3 separate regions of the Homo sapiens genome follow, and regions 1 and 3 are each linked to region 2. Evidence: read pairs that join two places in POLR2A ChIA-PET (ENCODE). Cell type or tissue: PC-3. All regions are shown on one strand. Links, peaks and the distances in the headings refer to the core of each region. The heading gives the core; the rest is flanking DNA.

Region 1 (5,636 bases), core at 312-5,311, 100 kb before region 2:
GGTTGTTTGCTTGGCCCTTGGTTTTTGTTGCAGGAGGAGCTGTGCCATGAGGTTAGGTGAAGAATGTCTTTGCCTTTGTGCTTTATTATGAGGGTAACTTTTTTTTCTTTATGCCTCCCTCCACCTCAGTCTCCTTTCAGGACATTTGATGAATACGCAAGTCCAATGAACATGTTGTCTTTTTTATATTCACTTCAGCTATACAAAAGAGAGAAGTTAAATTTGCAATGCTCTTTAAAGATTTTGAGTAGGTACTCCCCTAAAAAACAACCAAAATATTAATTAGTCCTACATAGGTATACCTTCAATTTGCTTTCTGATCATTTTTTTAGCCCATTTTTTACACACTGATTCCTATAACTATTTAGTACAGTTAAAATATTACTAAGAAAATAGAAAAATACCCTCAGAAAATATAGTAGTTTCAATTTATTAGTAAAAATGACACAAAATAAGCTTTAATAGTTTAGACATTACATATATTGTTTTTATATAAATTATGTTGGCTGCTATCTCTCCTTCATTCTTTGTTTATTTATTCAATAAATACTTACATATGCCAGGCACTATGCTTCAGTGTTGTATTGACACTTTACATTGTTTTCATTTATATGCTAAGTTATTTTGTTTAAAAACTATTAAGCACCACCTGTTTTAACTTTTACAAAGGTAGTATAGTTAGTTAGATATGCATCCTCAATTTAAATATATGTGAAAAAGGAAACTTTTTATTTAGCAATCTGTAAAACTTAAATCTTTTGGGAGTGTGTGGAGTGAGGAAGGACATCTATTATTTCAAAACTTTTTTGAGAAATTATAGCACAATGCTATTAATGTAAAATCCTAATAGTTTTGACATTTTTAGCACTCTAATAATATCTTTATTTAAAAATCAGGTGTGCCTGTAAAACAAATGTTGTCAGTATTCTGAATGTTGCCAATTGGTTGTATTTTGCTACTTGAAAATTTCTTCCAAATAGCAATTAAACAGCACTTAAGCTTTGGTACTTGCTGAGGCTTGCAATAAATAAATCGCTGTTTGATTAATTAGCACACGGTACTGGTAGCATGCTCAGCCGATGAGGTTTTAATATTGCTGTGTTAGAATGTCTGTAAGCAGCAGCAAGTTATTTAATACAATTTTTTTGTCAATTTGTAATAGTTAAAAACATTTTATTACTCGAACTTATTCTAAGAAGTTTGTAAAATTGAATGGTTTTTGCAAGTCTTCGAAAATAAAACAACTACGTTTGCTGTACAAGTATTTGTTGGTTTTATGTTGTTTTTTCTTCCTGACATACTAAAAGTTTATAGATGAAAACTTATATAAGTCTGCAAACTTGAATTAAAAATTGATCATTAAGAGGTGACCTACACAAAAAGATAACCTTAAGTTAAAGGCTTACTTTTGCTTTGACTGTTTACTTTTTTTTTCCCCCTCTAAGGGGTCAGTTTTCTTTTGGTGAGATTACTTTCTTTTGGTGTATGGCAGTGCTATCTCTGCTAGATTACTGGAAGGAGTAGTGTCTGCGATTGGGGTTATACAGCTTTCTAGCATCTCAAGTGTCTGTTTTGTCTGGACTTTACTCACGCAGCATTCTTGTGCAAAAATTTCAAGGCTTTAGTCTGGAGCACTGGGTCAAAGGATATGTCTCTTTGAAGGGTAGACAGGAGTTTTTTATGTTTTATTCACTAAGTAGTATTTCATTTTACATCAAAGAATAGCAGCCTTTGAGAACCTACCATGGTGGCAGTTTAGCGTGTGGGTTTTTTTCTTTAAGACTTTCACTAAATATGTATAATGTTTCTTCAAGTGTTTCATCCTACAAAATGCCTATTTTTATTCTTAGATGAAACTTCTAATATAAAAAGAGAAGAATCATGACTAAATATAAATGTTTGTTGCAATAAATTTTGTTTTAAAAGCAACTATAGTTTTTTTTTTTTTACAATGTATTTCCCTGTGTCAGTTTTTACACTACCCACAAGCTATTGAAAAAAAAAAAAATGGATGAATAGCCTTTAAGATTGCAGCAATACTGTTGCTTAAAATTCTAAGGAAGCAGTAATGACTAGTGATTTTGGAAGTGTAGATTTCATAGTGAAATGGTCATTCCTTAATTGTTCCTTTTTTAGTACTGTCATGTGTGTATGTAGGAGAGATTGATTTTGAAAAATACCAGACTCAAGTAATGGAAAATGTTAAGACTTCTTGAAGCTAGAAGGAAAGCTCTTCTTTTTGTACTTTTTGTGTAAGTTAATCAGTAAATAATCATATAAAAAGTGATTGCTTTACATGTTTGGAAGATTATTACATTGTATTTCATATTTTTGTCTCATGACATGTATCTATAAACATGAACTAATATTAAAAGTTTTTTATGTTTATAAATAAAACATGCTCTTAAATAGTTGAAAGTTTATCAAAACAGTTAATCATTTAAAATGAATTTTTTCTACTCTCCTTGATGTAATTTTAAAACCTGTTATATTTAACTATGATGATCATTAAAACAAGTCAGTTATTATTTTTCAAATGTAATTATTTCTAAATTCTTTAGATAAATAAAATTCTGCAGAACTTTGTTGTTTAAAATATATGCTTATTGAAATGCTATTTTTATGTAGTATCAAGCTGTGTAAAACTTACATGTACTAAATATCACAAAGAAAATGAATGTTAAGTATTACAGTTTTTATATACAGACAGGAACCATTAAAACTTAGAGAATGATCGTTCTATATTTAAATTGTTTAAGGAACAAAAGATCTTTCCCCTACAGTATTCAGCCATCTCTATTATCTGTGATTCTTCAGCAATTAAAGCAGATTTATTTCCCTCTTTGTTCCTACTTGGAATACTTGAACAATACTGGAGAATTGAACTGACTGAAATGTTTTATCTTTCAAAAGGTTTAAAGTTCTATGTACCAATTAGCAAAATACAGTAAAGGTTTAAACTGTTAATAGCCACAACATCTTTAATGCATAGACCTGTAGTATGCTAGTGCTGTATAACAGTTCTCCATTGTGTGTCTCTTTTAAGCAGAGTAACTGTGTCAGTTCTTTTCTTGCTTTACTACCTGCTGTGTATGGAAATTGTGTATCGTACTTGACACTTGCTTTCAAGAATTTAAAATTCTTGCATGTTATTATGTAGGAAACTTTGGCTCTCAAGAAAATAGAATTGATAATATTTCATTTGTTTGGATTTTAAGTTTAGGTTTTTTGTCATATTCTAGAGAGTACTCATTTATATCTGAAAATACATTATTAGTCTATTACTCATTAGTGAATTTGAAGTACATAAACTGTATGTTATCTCCTTGAAAATTGCTTATCTAATTTTTTTCATTTAACTGAATATAATTATAAAGAAACCATCAAATTTATGGTAGGGTATGCAGATAGATCCCTGATGCTTTATTTTACACTCTATTTGAATTTGGTTTTGGGTTTTTTGTTTTGTTTTGTTTTGGTCTTTTTGGTAGTAAATAGTACTTTGTTTTTAAAGTTATAGCTCTTGAATTAGCCAGCTTGCCAGATAAGTTTATAACTCAAGAATTAATCCAAATACTTAAACTTGTTAAAGCCTTATATCTGCCATTTTGTAGTAAGTTCTCAATGAAGGTAGGGTGAGAGGAGGTAAAGAAATAGAAGTAGTATCTTTTGGTGACAATTATATTTTCTTTTTATATCATGTATCTCAGAATAGAATTAGAGCAAAAGAAAGGAGAACGTAGACTTTAAAATTTGAGACTAGCAAACTTTGATTCTATTTCTGTGTTCAGGTTTTCTAATTTTATATGACCTAGTGTCTGCTTCTATTCTACTCTTCAAAATACCACCTGCAAGCATGTGAGATATTCATGTTTTATAAGATGGGGAAGTTTGAAAAATAGGGCAGTGATATGGAAGCTTTACTGTATGCAGTATACTATGTCTCCACAAAACTGCTTCTTTATAAGGCATACTTTTCTAGAAATGTGTGAATAGGCTTTTTGTTCAGTTGCTGTTTCATGTTTAATACTTTACTTCTAAAGGCTTTCAGCATATTTCATGTTAGTTGATGAGGGTTTTTAAAATGTTAATGCTTCCAATAAAATAGACATGAAAAATAAACTTGGCTTTCTCTAAACAACATATAGGATACAGAAATATACCAAAATGTTGGGCTGAGAATGCTAACTTAAAGAACTGAGGATCTGATTAGTGTACCGATGTACATCTATTCCAGTGATTACTGAGTATATATTGTGTAAATTAAGATGTATCCATTAAAGATAATTTTTAAACCTAATTGGGTAGTTTAAGATTTGACATCCAAAGAATTAAAACAAGATTTCTGATTTAGTATGCATTATAATATCTTAAACATTCAAATATGGCAGCTATAGCCTGTGCCTAGGTTGCTCTGAGATTAGAAGTCCTCTAGATCTAGTAGTTTTCATCTAGGACAATCTGTAGTTGTGAAGATCATTCAAGATATTTTTTTACTTGTCTCTTATTTATAATGTAAAATATTATTATCCTTTCCTTCATTCATTCAATTTTTTTTTTTTAGCATATTCTAGGCCCTGGGGATGTAGCTATGAACAAAGCACAACAACCATGTCCTTAGAGCTTATATTCTCATGCTTAAGCATATGCCAGCTTTATTCATAAATAATTATGGTATTTTTCATAGATTATGAATATTATGGAAAAAACAAAGCTAGGTGATGAGACAGAGAATAGCTGGGGTTTGGGTGGAATAGGGGTCATTTAAGTAGGGCAGTCAACGAAACCCACTTTGAGATGTTGTGCTGTGTGAATTAAGATCTGAATTGATGAGAAAGAAGCAGCTGTGTGAGTATCTAAGGTAAGAGCATTTTGAGTAAAGGGAAAAGCTAATGACCAAAAGTGTAGCTGGTAGTAGTCAAATAACAGACGGAAAGATATGACATAATAAGAAAGGAGGAGAATGATATAAAATGAGATCAGAGATGTGGGCAGGAGCTGGATCAGGTAAGAAGGCTCTTTAGGCCCATAGTAAGAAATTTGAATATTATTTGAATTATAATGAGAAGGCTTTATATAATTCTAAGTAGAAAAGTGGTTTGATCCGATTTACTTGTAAAAGCTAGAAAATTACTAAGCTATTATGGTTAAGGGCAACTTTAAAGAAGCTCAAAGGAAATGGTTAGTTTGCTGCCATTTTAATTTGAAGGAACCTAATTTTTGTCTTTGCATAGGTTTTATATACGATATAACAATTTGGTGATTTTTTTTCTATTAAAGAATCTTCTGAATTTGAAATTGCTTTTTGAGAAAGGCAGTATTGGGACCAGGAATAATAAACTCATCTCTCTAATTCTCCATAGCCCTTCTTTCTCTGCCCTGCCCCCTTCTCCACCAAGGGAAAACATGTTAAAGATTTGTCATAGTGGTAAAGGAAGATAAGAATAAATTGGCTGAGGTGCTGTCCACCAGTTTGGTGCTGATAGCTTCAAATATATTTGAGTTCTGCACCTTGCTTTTGCCAGTGGCATGGGTTGATGGTGATAGTTGTCTGTCTTCATCTTAACTTTGACTGCACTTCCTCTTGTTCTGCCTCTCCTTTCCCCCCTCTTACTCTCTGCTTCTTGAAATCTCTC
Region 2 (5,636 bases), core at 400-5,399:
GTAGCGGTACTATGTTGTGGGGAACTCCTCCCAGTCTGGACCACTTGGACTCCCCACAGCCAGCCGGCAAGAACTGCCAACTCAAACCGCAGAGATCCGCCTCAGGCAGTCTCCAGCCTGCTGCTGCTGGCCAGCTGGAATTCCAAGCCAGTGGGTCTTAACTTGTGAGGTGCCATGGGAGTGAGGCCTGCATAATGACACCACTTGGCTCCCTGGATTCAGCCCCCTTCCTAGGAAATGGATCTCCCACCTTGCCAGAATTCCCAAGACCAGAGTATGCAAAGCTCCTGGGTCTCTGTGTGTGCCCAAGCAGCCACTTCGCCAAGACCACACACTCTGTGCTTTGGACCAGAGGCCCTGGAGGGGTGGGCTCACAAGGGGATCTCCTGATCTATGGATTGCAAAGATCCATGGGAAAAGCATGCTTTCCCAGGTGGGGTCGCACAGTCAGTCATCACCTCCCTTGGCTGGGAATGTGGGCTCCCCTGGCTCTGTGCCTCTCCCAGATGGGATATCTCCCCACCCTGCTTTTCCTTGCTCTCCATGGGTTGAGCTGTCCACCTAGTCAGTCCCAATGCAAGAACCTGGATTCCTCAGTTGAAGGTGCATAATTCACTTGCTGTTTTTATTTCACTTTGTGAGAGCTGCAGACTGCAGCTGCGTCTAATCAACCATCTTGGCCCACCCACCCAAAAAAGTTAAAATTGTTTCTTTAAAATATGTGTTGCTATCCTTTGGCTCTGTGTTCCCACCAAAATCTGTCAAATTGTAACTCCCAGTGTTGGAAGAGGGGTCTCATGGGAAGTGATTGAATCATGGGGGCAGATTGATTTGTGGTTTAATTGATTACCCATAAATATAGAAATGATTACATCTGTTCTTTCAACTCCAGTTAGGTGTGGATCTAGGCTAAGGAAACTGAATGCTGAGATTTATGGCAATTTTGGGACTACTACAACTGGTAAGAAGCTTCCTTGTCTCCAGTTGTCAAGGCATTTAAGAAAAATTAATCCAGGAGATTTTATTATTGTAAGAAGTACACAAAGCTGATATTGTGAACAAAGTATGCCAACGATGGCACTTGGTAATAATAATGTATTATATCAATAGACTTTCTCCTACTAAAGGTTACTGATGGCATTTTAAGATATTTTTTAAACTACAGTTTCCCTCAATTTTATCATAAAAATTATTAAAATGTTGTAAATGAACATTCATTTATCACTTAAGTTTACTAGTAAACATTTTATCACATGTTTTCACCTCCCTGCCTTCCCTCTCCATTTGTGCATTGGAAAACACACACTCTCACGCACTCTCTCTTGTTTAAAGGTAAGGTATACAAGGAGGTGAAAGATCTCTACAAGGATAACTACAAAACACTGCAGAAAGAAATCACAGATGACACAAACAAATGGAAAAACATTTCATACTCATGGTTTGAAAGAATTAGTATCATTTAAATGGTTATGTTGCCCAAAGCAATCTACAAATTTAATGCTATTTCTATCAATCTATCAATGCCACTATTCGCAGAATTAGAAAAAAAAAAACTATTCTAAAATTCAGATTGAACGAAAAAAGAGCCCAAATAGCCAAAGCAAGCCTAAGCCAAAAGAACAAAGGCAGAGGATCACATTACTCATCTTCAAACTATAAAGCTACAGTAACCAAAACAGCATGGTACTGGTACAAAAACAAACACAGACTAATGGAACAGAATAGAGAACCCAGAAATAAAGCCACACACTTTAAACCATCTGATCTTCAACAAAGTTGACAAAAATAAGCAATGGGGAAATGAGTCACTGTTCAATAACTGGTGCTGGATTAGCTGGCTAGCCATATGCAGCAAAATGAAACTGGACCCCTACCTTTAATCATATACAAAATTCGCAGTGTTGGGAAGATTTAAATGTAAAACCTCAAAGTATACTTATTCTAGAAGAAAAACTAGGAAATAACATTCTGGAAATAAGCCTGGGCAAAGAATTCATGACTAAGTCCTCAAAAGTAATTGCAACAAAAACAAATATTGACAAATGAAACCTAATTATACCAAAGAGCTTCTGCATAGCAAAAGAAGCTATCAACAGAGTAAACAGACAACCTACAAAATGAGAGAAAATATTCATAAGCTATGGTCTGACAAAGGTCAAATATCCAGAACTTAAATTTACAAGCAAAAAAAAAAAAAAAAACCCATTAAAAAGTAGGCAAAGGACATGAGCAGACACTTCTCAAAGACATATAAGTAGCCAACAAACATATGAGAAAATGCTTGACATCACTGATCATCAGAGAAATACAAATAAAAACCACAATGAGATGCTATCTCACACCAGTCAGAAAGATAGATGGGTGCTCCCAAGGCTGCAAAGAACAGGGAATGCTTATACACTGCTGGTGAGAATCTAAAGTATGTTAGCCATTGTGGAAAGCAGTTTGGAGATTTCTCAAAGAGCCTAAAACAGAACTACCACTGGACCCAGCAATTTTATTACTGGGTATATATCCAAAGGAAACTAAATCACTCTGTCAAAAAGACACATGCACTCATATGTTCATTGCAGCACTATTCCCAATAGCAAAGACACGGAATCAACCTAGGTGCCTATCAACAGTGGATCTGATAAAGAAAATGTGGTACATATATACCATGGAATACTATACAACCATATAAAAGAATGTAATCACGTCCTTTACAGCAACATGGATGCAGCTAGAGGCCATTATCCTAAGCAAATTAATGCAGGAACAAAAAACCAAATGCCACATGTTCTCACTTGTGAGAATTAAACACTGGGTACACATGGACATAAAGATAGGAAAAATAGACTAGAGACTATAGAAAAATAAAAGATAGGAAAAATAGACTAGACTATAGAAAAATAAAGATAGGAAAAATAGACTAGAGACTACTGGAGCTGTGGGAAAGAGAGGAAAGGGTCTGAAAAACTACCTATTGGGTACTATGCTCACTATCTAAGTGGTGGGATCATTTGTACCCCAACCCTCAGCATTATGCAATGTACCATAAACCTGCACATGTACCCTCTGGATCTAAAATAAAAGTTGAAATTATTTTTAAAAATTAAATAAATGAATTAAAATAAAAGTGAGGTAGACATCATGATTTCATTTCTAAATATAGTTCGGAGTGGATCTCTTCAGGAAAAAAAAAAAGACATTATTCTTTATTAACTACAATAGCAATTGTCACAGTTTTTTTAAATGGATGGGAGGGGAGGGGCCAAGGTGGCTGAATAGAAACAGCTCCGGTTTGCAGCTCCCAGCGAGACCAACTCAGAAGGTGGGTGATTTCTGCATTTCCAACTGAGGTACCCAGTTCATCTCAGTGGGACTGGATAGGCAGTGGGTGCAACCCACAGAGAGTGAACAGAAGCAAGATGGGGCGTCACTTCACGTAGGAAGTGCAAGGGACCTCCCTCCCCCAGCCAACGGAAGCTGTGAGGGACTGTGCTACCCAGCCTGGGTACTATGCTTTTCTAATGGTTTTTGCAATCTGCAGATCAGTAGATTCCCTCATGAGCCTACACCACCAGGGCCCCGGGTTTCAAGCACAAAACTGGGTGGCTGAGCAGGCACCAAACTGCAGGAGATTTTTTTTTTTCATACCCCAGTGGTGCCTGGAACCCTGGCAAGACAGAACCATTCACTCCCCTGGATAGGAGGCTGAAGCCAGGGAGCCAAGTGGTCTCACTCAGCGGGTCCCACTCCCATGGAGCCCAGCAAGCTAAGAACCACTGGCTTGAAATTCTCACTGCCAGCACAGAAGTCTGGAGTTGACGTGGGATGATGCAGCTTGGAGTGGGGAGGGGCATCCACCATTACTGAGGCTTTAGTAGGTGGTTTTCCCCTGACAGTGCTAAGGAGACTAGGAGGTTAGGACTGGGCAGAATTTACCACAGTGTGGCAAAGCGGCTGTGGCCAGACTGCTTCTCTCGATTGCTCCTCACCGGGCAGGGCATCTCTGAAGAAAATGGAGCAGCCCCAGTCAGAGGCTTACAGATAAAACTGTCATCTTCATGGGACAGAGCACCTGTGGGGAGGGCCGTCTGTGGGCGCAGCTTCAGCGGACTTAATCTTTTCTGCCTGCCAGCTCTGAAGAGAGCAGCTGATCCTTACAAGGGCGATTCTCCCAGCAAAGTGCACCAGCTCTACAAAGGGACAGACTGCCTCCTCAAGTGGGTCCCTGACCCCCATGCCTCCTCACTGGGAGACACCTCCCAACAGGGATCGACAGAAACCTCATACAAGAGAGCTCCAGCTGGCATCAGGCTTCTGGGACGAAGCTTCCAGAGGAAGGAGCAGGCAGCAATCTTTGCTATTCTGCATCCTCCACTGGTGATACCCAGGTGAACACGGTCTGGAGTGAACCTCCAGCAAAATGCAGCAGACATGCAGAAGAGGAACCTGACTGTTAGAAAAAAAACAAACTAACAGAACACAACAACAACCAAAAAACCCACACAGAAACCCCATCCAAAGGTCACCAACCTCAAAGATCAAAGATAGATATATCCATGAAGATGAGGAAAAACCAGCGTAAAAACACTCAAAATTCCAAAAACCAGAATGCCTCTTCTCTTCCAAATGATGGCAACTCCTCTCCAGCAAGGGCACAAAACTGGACAGAGATGAGATTGATGAATTGACAGAAGTAGGCTTCAGAAGGCAGGTAATAACAAACTCCTGTGAGCTAAAGGAGCATCTTCTAACCCAAGGCAAGAAAGCTAAGAACCTTGACAAAAGGTTACGGGAACTGCTAACTAGAATAACTAGAGTTTACAGAGGAACATAAATGAACTGATGGAGGTGAAAATCACAGCACAAGAACTTTGTGAAGCATACACAAGTATCAATAGCTGAATTGATCAAGCGGAACAAAAGTATCGAAGATTAAAGATCAACTTGCTGAAATAAGGCATAAAGACAAGATTGGAGAAGAATGAAAGGGAACAAACAAAGCCTCCAAGAAATGTGAGACTATGTAAAAAGACCAAACTTACAATTGATTGGTGTACCTGAGAGTGACAGGGAGAATGGAACCAAGTTGGAAAACACACTTCAGGATATTATCCAGGAGAACTACCCCAACCTAGCAATACAGGCTGACATTCAAATTCAGGAAATATAGAGAACACCACTAAGATACTCCAAACCCCAGGAAACATAAGCATCAGATTCTCCAAGATTGACACAAAGGAAAAATTGTTAAGGGCAACCAGAGAGAAAGGTCAGGTTACCTACAAAGGGAAGCCCATCAGATTAACAGCAGACCTCTCAGCAGAAACCCTACAAGCCAGAAGAGAGTGGGGGCCAATATTCAACATTCTTAAAGAAAAGAATTATCAACCCAGAATTTCATATCCAGCCAAACTAAGCTTCATAAGTGAAGGAGAAATAAAACCCTTTACAAACAAGCAAATTCTGAGGGATTCTGTCACCATCAGGCCTGCCTTACAAGAGCTCCCAAAGGAAGCACTAAACATGGAAAGGAACAATCAGTACCAGCCACTGCAAAAACATACCAAATTGTAAAGACCATCGACACTATGAAGCAACCACATAAATAAGTTTGCAAAATAACCAGATAGCATCATGATGACAGG
Region 3 (5,517 bases), core at 1-5,000, 230 kb before region 2:
TTGTTCCAGAGACTTGTCGGGATGTTTTCTGTCCAGGCAGCTCCACATGTGTGGTGGACCAGACCAATAATGCCTACTGTGTGACCTGTAATCGGATTTGCCCAGAGCCTGCTTCCTCTGAGCAATATCTCTGTGGGAATGATGGAGTCACCTACTCCAGTGCCTGCCACCTGAGAAAGGCTACCTGCCTGCTGGGCAGATCTATTGGATTAGCCTATGAGGGAAAGTGTATCAGTAGGTATTCTGGATTGAGGAAGGAAAAAGAGAAAACAGGCTAGTTCTATTATTAAACTGTGGGGTTAACTAATAAGTAAAGCCCAAGGCGTCCCCAAACACCATAGGGAGAAATACGCTGCAATTTGGGGAAAGTGTTGTGACCACAGTATTCCTCATGGAAACCATTGTCTTCTGGAGGCATTGACACATATATTCAAATGCCAGCAGGAAGCAAGGAACAGTATTCCGTCTTAGAAAACTTAGAACTTACTCAATTTTACACATTTTTTTAAGTGCCAGACTTGCTGGAAGCGAAAAATAATTACTTAGCAGTTCCAGAAATCTGTTGTCAGATTCTAGTAATTAATGGAATTCTTTCTTTTGTAAAAGATCCCACTTGTGGGAAATAATAAGATACATATTTAACTTGAGAATATTGTAAAATCCTGTTCTTAAAAAAATACCCTTTTAATGCACTAATGTAGTATGTAAGAAACTGCAGGGGTTTTGTGCGTGTGTATGTGTGTGTGCATTTGAGTTTCAGTTTTATTATCCAGCATTTTTGCATAATATCTCCATTACCCCCATTAGTAATAGGCTATTACTATTATGTTTATATAAAATAAATTATGTTTATATTTATTGATAGAGGACTAGAGAAAGGGAGAAAAGGGGGATATGGGGAAATCAGTTTACTCATCACAGATGTATTATATCCTAGAAGCAAAGTCCTGTGAAGATATCCAGTGCACTGGTGGGAAAAAATGTTTATGGGATTTCAAGGTTGGGAGAGGCCGGTGTTCCCTCTGTGATGAGCTGTGCCCTGACAGTAAGTCGGATGAGCCTGTCTGTGCCAGTGACAATGCCACTTATGCCAGCGAGTGTGCCATGAAGGAAGCTGCCTGCTCCTCAGGTGTGCTACTGGAAGTAAAGCACTCCGGATCTTGCAACTGTAAGTGCGATTTTTAACCTTGCTGCCATTTAAGGCTTTCCCAGGCAATCCCTAGGGAATGGACACTTACAAAGCACGCAGATCTCCCATAAATCCATTTCTGTTCAAATTAGGTAGCTGCTAAGTATCACCAGCAATTCAATAATCCACAGAAAATTCTCTGCGATGTTTCTTGGCTTTTAGGACTTATCTGGTGATCATCAATGGGGTTGCCTCTAGAAATCTATTTCCAGTTGTTTTCCCCTATTTCTTGTGTTTTGGTAGTGTGCTTTGCTGTTTGCTTTATTAACATTTGAGTCTAAACTAACTGCTTCAAAAGTTTTTTTTTTTTTTTTCCAACGACAGCTTCATATTATCACACATGGGCTGCTGCTTTTTGCAGTTGCCTCTACTAACTCTGAATTAAGGACCCAAAGCAGTTATACCTAGAACACAAGAGCGCTTTTTATCTAATTTCAGGAATCTGCCCGTAAAACCTGAGCCATTGATTCTTCAGAACTTTCTGCAGTTTTTGACTTCATAGATTATGCTTTAAAAAAATTTTTTTAACTTATTGCATAACAGCAGATGCCAAAAACAAAAAAAGCATCTCACTGCAAGTCACATAAAAATGCAACGCTGTAATATGGCTGTATCAGAGGGCTTTGAAAACATACACTGAGCTGCTTCTGCGCTGTTGTTGTCCGTATTTAAACAACAGCTCCCCTGTATTCCCCCATCTAGCCATTTCGGAAGACACCGAGGAAGAGGAGGAAGATGAAGACCAGGACTACAGCTTTCCTATATCTTCTATTCTAGAGTGGTAAACTCTCTATAAGTGTTCAGTGTTGACATAGCCTTTGTGCAAAAAAAAAAAAAAAAAAAAAGAAAAAGAAAAAAAGAAAAATATATTGTCCATACTGTAAATAAGTGTATGCTTATTTATTTGGGGGGAAAACTATACATTAAAGGACCTTTGTCCTAAAGCTCTCTCCCAGGCCACCTTGTTACTCATTGGACACGGAGAGGCATTCATTGTGAGGTCTACTGGATGAGGCCCATAGTTGAGACTTGTAGACATTTATTTATACTGTGTCATGTTTTATAATTTATACATAAAATGTCTGGTTGACTGTATACCTTGTTTTTGAAGAAATTTATTCGTGAAAGGAAGAGCAGTTGTTATTTATTGTGAGGTCTCTTGCTTGTAAAGTAAAAGCTTTTTTTCCTTGTAAACCATTTAAGTCCATTCCTTACTATTCACTCACTCATCTGTCTCCCTTCATTTCACTGTTAGACTCTTTTCCACTTTCAACAAACTTGCATGTCAGTTTCTGTCATGTTTATTTATTGGATTCTCTGCTGCCTGATCTGTACATACATGATCCCTCGGGTTTTGTTTACAAGGAACCTTGACTGACCAAAAGGCATTATAACTCTGACTCAAATACAAGGTACAGAAGATAAGCATCTTTGAGGAAACTCCTACTTCAGTTCTTTTGTTATGATGAAGACATTTGTGAGAGAGGAGATGATTAGAATTCTAGTAATGTACTTTTAAGATGTTACAGATACAAAGAAATGATGTGGGTGTCAGGAGACTAAAGGATGTTGAAGGCTACACATTCAACCTTTTGTTAGGTGTTTCCTTTAAGCTACTCAGCTGTACCTTTTAAATTAGTTCTTTTTCAACCAGTATATCACTAAAAGTTATATCAAAGCTTTATCAGTTCAAGTTTCTTGCTTTTCATAATACTTTTTTCTGATGCAATTTTATATTTTCAAACATGGCAAGTTAAAATATAAATTCATTTAAATATATAGTTTTGTACTTTTCTACCATGTAAATGTGCAATGTATATAAAAGTTATAATGTGTATTTGTAAATAAATGATGAGTGAAAAAATAAAAAAATTTTAAAAAGCCAATGGTTTCAATTCCTGATGATGCAAAGAAGTTATTTGGACTTTTGAGTAAAAATGTGTATGATACCTTTGCTGAGGAATGTAGCTATCTCTGAAATTACATGGCCAGGGCAGTACAGATCACTTCACTGGAGTTTGAAAGATAAAGGGATCTGAGGTCCAGCAACCCCACTGTAGGAGTGGCATATACCTGTCACTAACCACAGAAGGAACAGACTGTAGATGTGGGTTCTTTCCTGCAATATGCCAAGGCTAATATTTCCTCTTTAAAAACACCATCGTTTTAGCTGTCCTTGTTGCAAGCTCATCACCATAGCCAGGGACACGCTTCATCTTACTTTCCCATAAATCCAGTGCAGTTTCAGTCTTTTAAAAAACAACACACATCACAAGGAAAGCTGACAACAGATATAATATTTGACAAACACATTCTAGAAATCAGAATATCAGCTGCAGAAGTAGACATTATAGTGTTGGAATGCTAGGGACTTGATGAGGTGAGGATGGGGTGGAGGTGAATTTCCACAATGATGTCCATGGTTAGGGATCAAATAATGTCACTCATTGTAAGAGGAAGTGTATCAATATTTCACAGTTTACACTAGACACTATTAGAGCTTCAGAATGGTGTTTAGGACATCAGTCAATGGTCCCTGTAATACATAGGAATACATAACTAGATCATAAACATAAGTTTCCAATTCATTGTGTGCTACATACTCAAAGCCTAAATATATTAAAAATATCAAAGAAGTACAAGATGCAAGCCTCAGATTGGCATTTGGGCCATCATTCACTAGTCCCTGTAATATAATGCATAGGAATATATAACTGGAGCATCAACACAAGTTTCTGATTCAATTCCAATTCCAATTATGTACTTACATATTCAAAGCCTAATTATATTTAAAATATCAGAAATTCAAGATGTAAAGAAGTATCAGGACTGTGGGAGGGAAAGAGCAAAGTATAGTCAATATTACCAGCATCGCTAAACAATAATAAACATATCATTTCTTTCAAACACCATGACCCAAGTTCTTCTTAAAAGTTTATCCCTTTTGTAAAAAGCCTCTTTAATATGAATAGTTATTCAAAATTGTTGCCAGAGACTGTTGGCTCTCAACTGTGGCCACCTAATGAGAAATTTGGTGGAGGTAGAGGGACCTCTTCAGTAGACAGTTTATATAATGATTAGAGCCCTGTTGGATCTTGTTACCTTTCAGCCCTGTGTTCCCCAAAAGGAAAAGAGAGGTGCAGAAAACAAACAGGCTGCCATTAACTGCAAAAGACAAGGGTCGTAACTTCTCCGGTGTAGATTAGCTACTGGCTTGCCACTAGAGAGAGGCTCTCGGGAAAGGAAACGGGCAGATATGGTTTCACAGCCCTTCGTGGAGTTGATTTGTTGCTTGATCCTGGGATGCTACAGATGCTTTAAAGCTGCCACTGACGATCAGAGTAAAAACGTCAAATTTAACAGGCACCGATGTGTGTCTTGGCAATGGGAAGTGATAAAATCAACAGCTTGCCTTAGAAAACATCCAGATTATTTATTTAAAATTTTTATTCCAAATTTGTCAGCATCAATCATTCCTCTTAAACACTGGACGGTATCTCGTTTTCCTCCTTGGAGTTTTCCACTTTTCCAGTCACCTAGCATTACACTTATTAGTACCAAAAAAATAGAAATCTCTTTTAAAATTAAAAGTAGATTAATATCTTTAGACTATTGTTAGAATTTCAACTATGGCCCAAAAAAGTCTAATTCACATGCATATAGTGTAATTAATAGAATGGAATTACAAAATATAAATTAATAATAAAAGATCTGTCAGAAGCCTAATTTAAATTAAAATGTTTATATACTACATGGGATATGATTCCTCAAGTATAGCAAAAATAAAGTCTGGCTAATTAAAGTTATTCTCAAATGGGATAGCTAAATGCAGTACCTGACCTTTGATCAGATCTTGTTCCTAAGGAAAATAATGCTGTAAATAACAATATTGGGCCGGTTGATAAAATCAGAATACTGTCCAAAGATTAAAGTATTGCATCAATGTTAAATCTACTAAAATTTGATTACTGTGTTGTGGTTATGTGAGAGAATACTCTTTGACTCAGGAAATACACACTGAAGTATTTTGGAAAAGGGGCCACAATGTATAAAACTTACTCTTAAATGACTTAGAAAAAAATATATAGGTTTTATTATTTTGTTCACATGTATGCAAAGAGGGAGTACATGAATGATAAAGAAAATGGAATAAAATGTTAACAATAAGCGAATCTCAATAAAAGTTATAGGGTATTTTTAGCACTATCTTTATCTTTGCAACTTTCCTATGAGTTTGAAAATATCGTATATCCAAATAAAAAGTTAATGCTTTTTTTAAAAAGTCATTCTCAAGAAGGAGAGGTGCACAGCAAACTGCTTCTCCCCAT

What was found. Peaks named below come from ENCODE experiments on the same cell type or tissue, not always from the same donor. Only the 100,000 strongest peaks of a DNase experiment are listed, where the experiment ranks them.
Region 1: POLR2A ChIA-PET joins it to region 2 with 5 read pairs; 2 of 35 experiments call an interaction of 5 or more read pairs at or near these places.
Region 3: POLR2A ChIA-PET joins it to region 2 with 18 read pairs; 1 of 35 experiments calls an interaction of 5 or more read pairs at or near these places.

The regions. Positions count from the first base shown.
Region 1 is chr5:53,611,668-53,617,303 of GRCh38, forward strand. The region is part of intron 2 of NDUFS4 (NADH:ubiquinone oxidoreductase subunit S4); the gene reads left to right. Among named protein-coding and RNA genes, the nearest start is that of NDUFS4, 54 kb to the left of the region's middle. In PC-3, for the core only: no CTCF peak of the experiment used is centred there; no DNase peak of the experiment used is centred there.
Region 2 is chr5:53,712,462-53,718,097 of GRCh38, forward strand. It overlaps LOC124900975 (a long non-coding RNA gene), which reads left to right and starts at 447. Exons shown (of 2, transcript XR_007058768.1): 1 at 447-961. RefSeq lists an enhancer at 1-171. In PC-3, for the core only: no CTCF peak of the experiment used is centred there; no DNase peak of the experiment used is centred there; H3K27ac peaks cover 1,479 bases.
Region 3 is chr5:53,484,060-53,489,576 of GRCh38, forward strand. FST (follistatin) reads left to right here. Exons shown (of 6, transcript NM_013409.3): 4 at 10-234; 5 at 938-1,168; 6 at 1,892-3,075. The coding sequence ends at 1,974. Among named protein-coding and RNA genes, the nearest start is that of FST, 6.2 kb to the left of the region's middle. In PC-3, for the core only: no CTCF peak of the experiment used is centred there; no DNase peak of the experiment used is centred there; H3K4me3 peaks cover 1,774 bases; H3K27ac peaks cover 1,724 bases.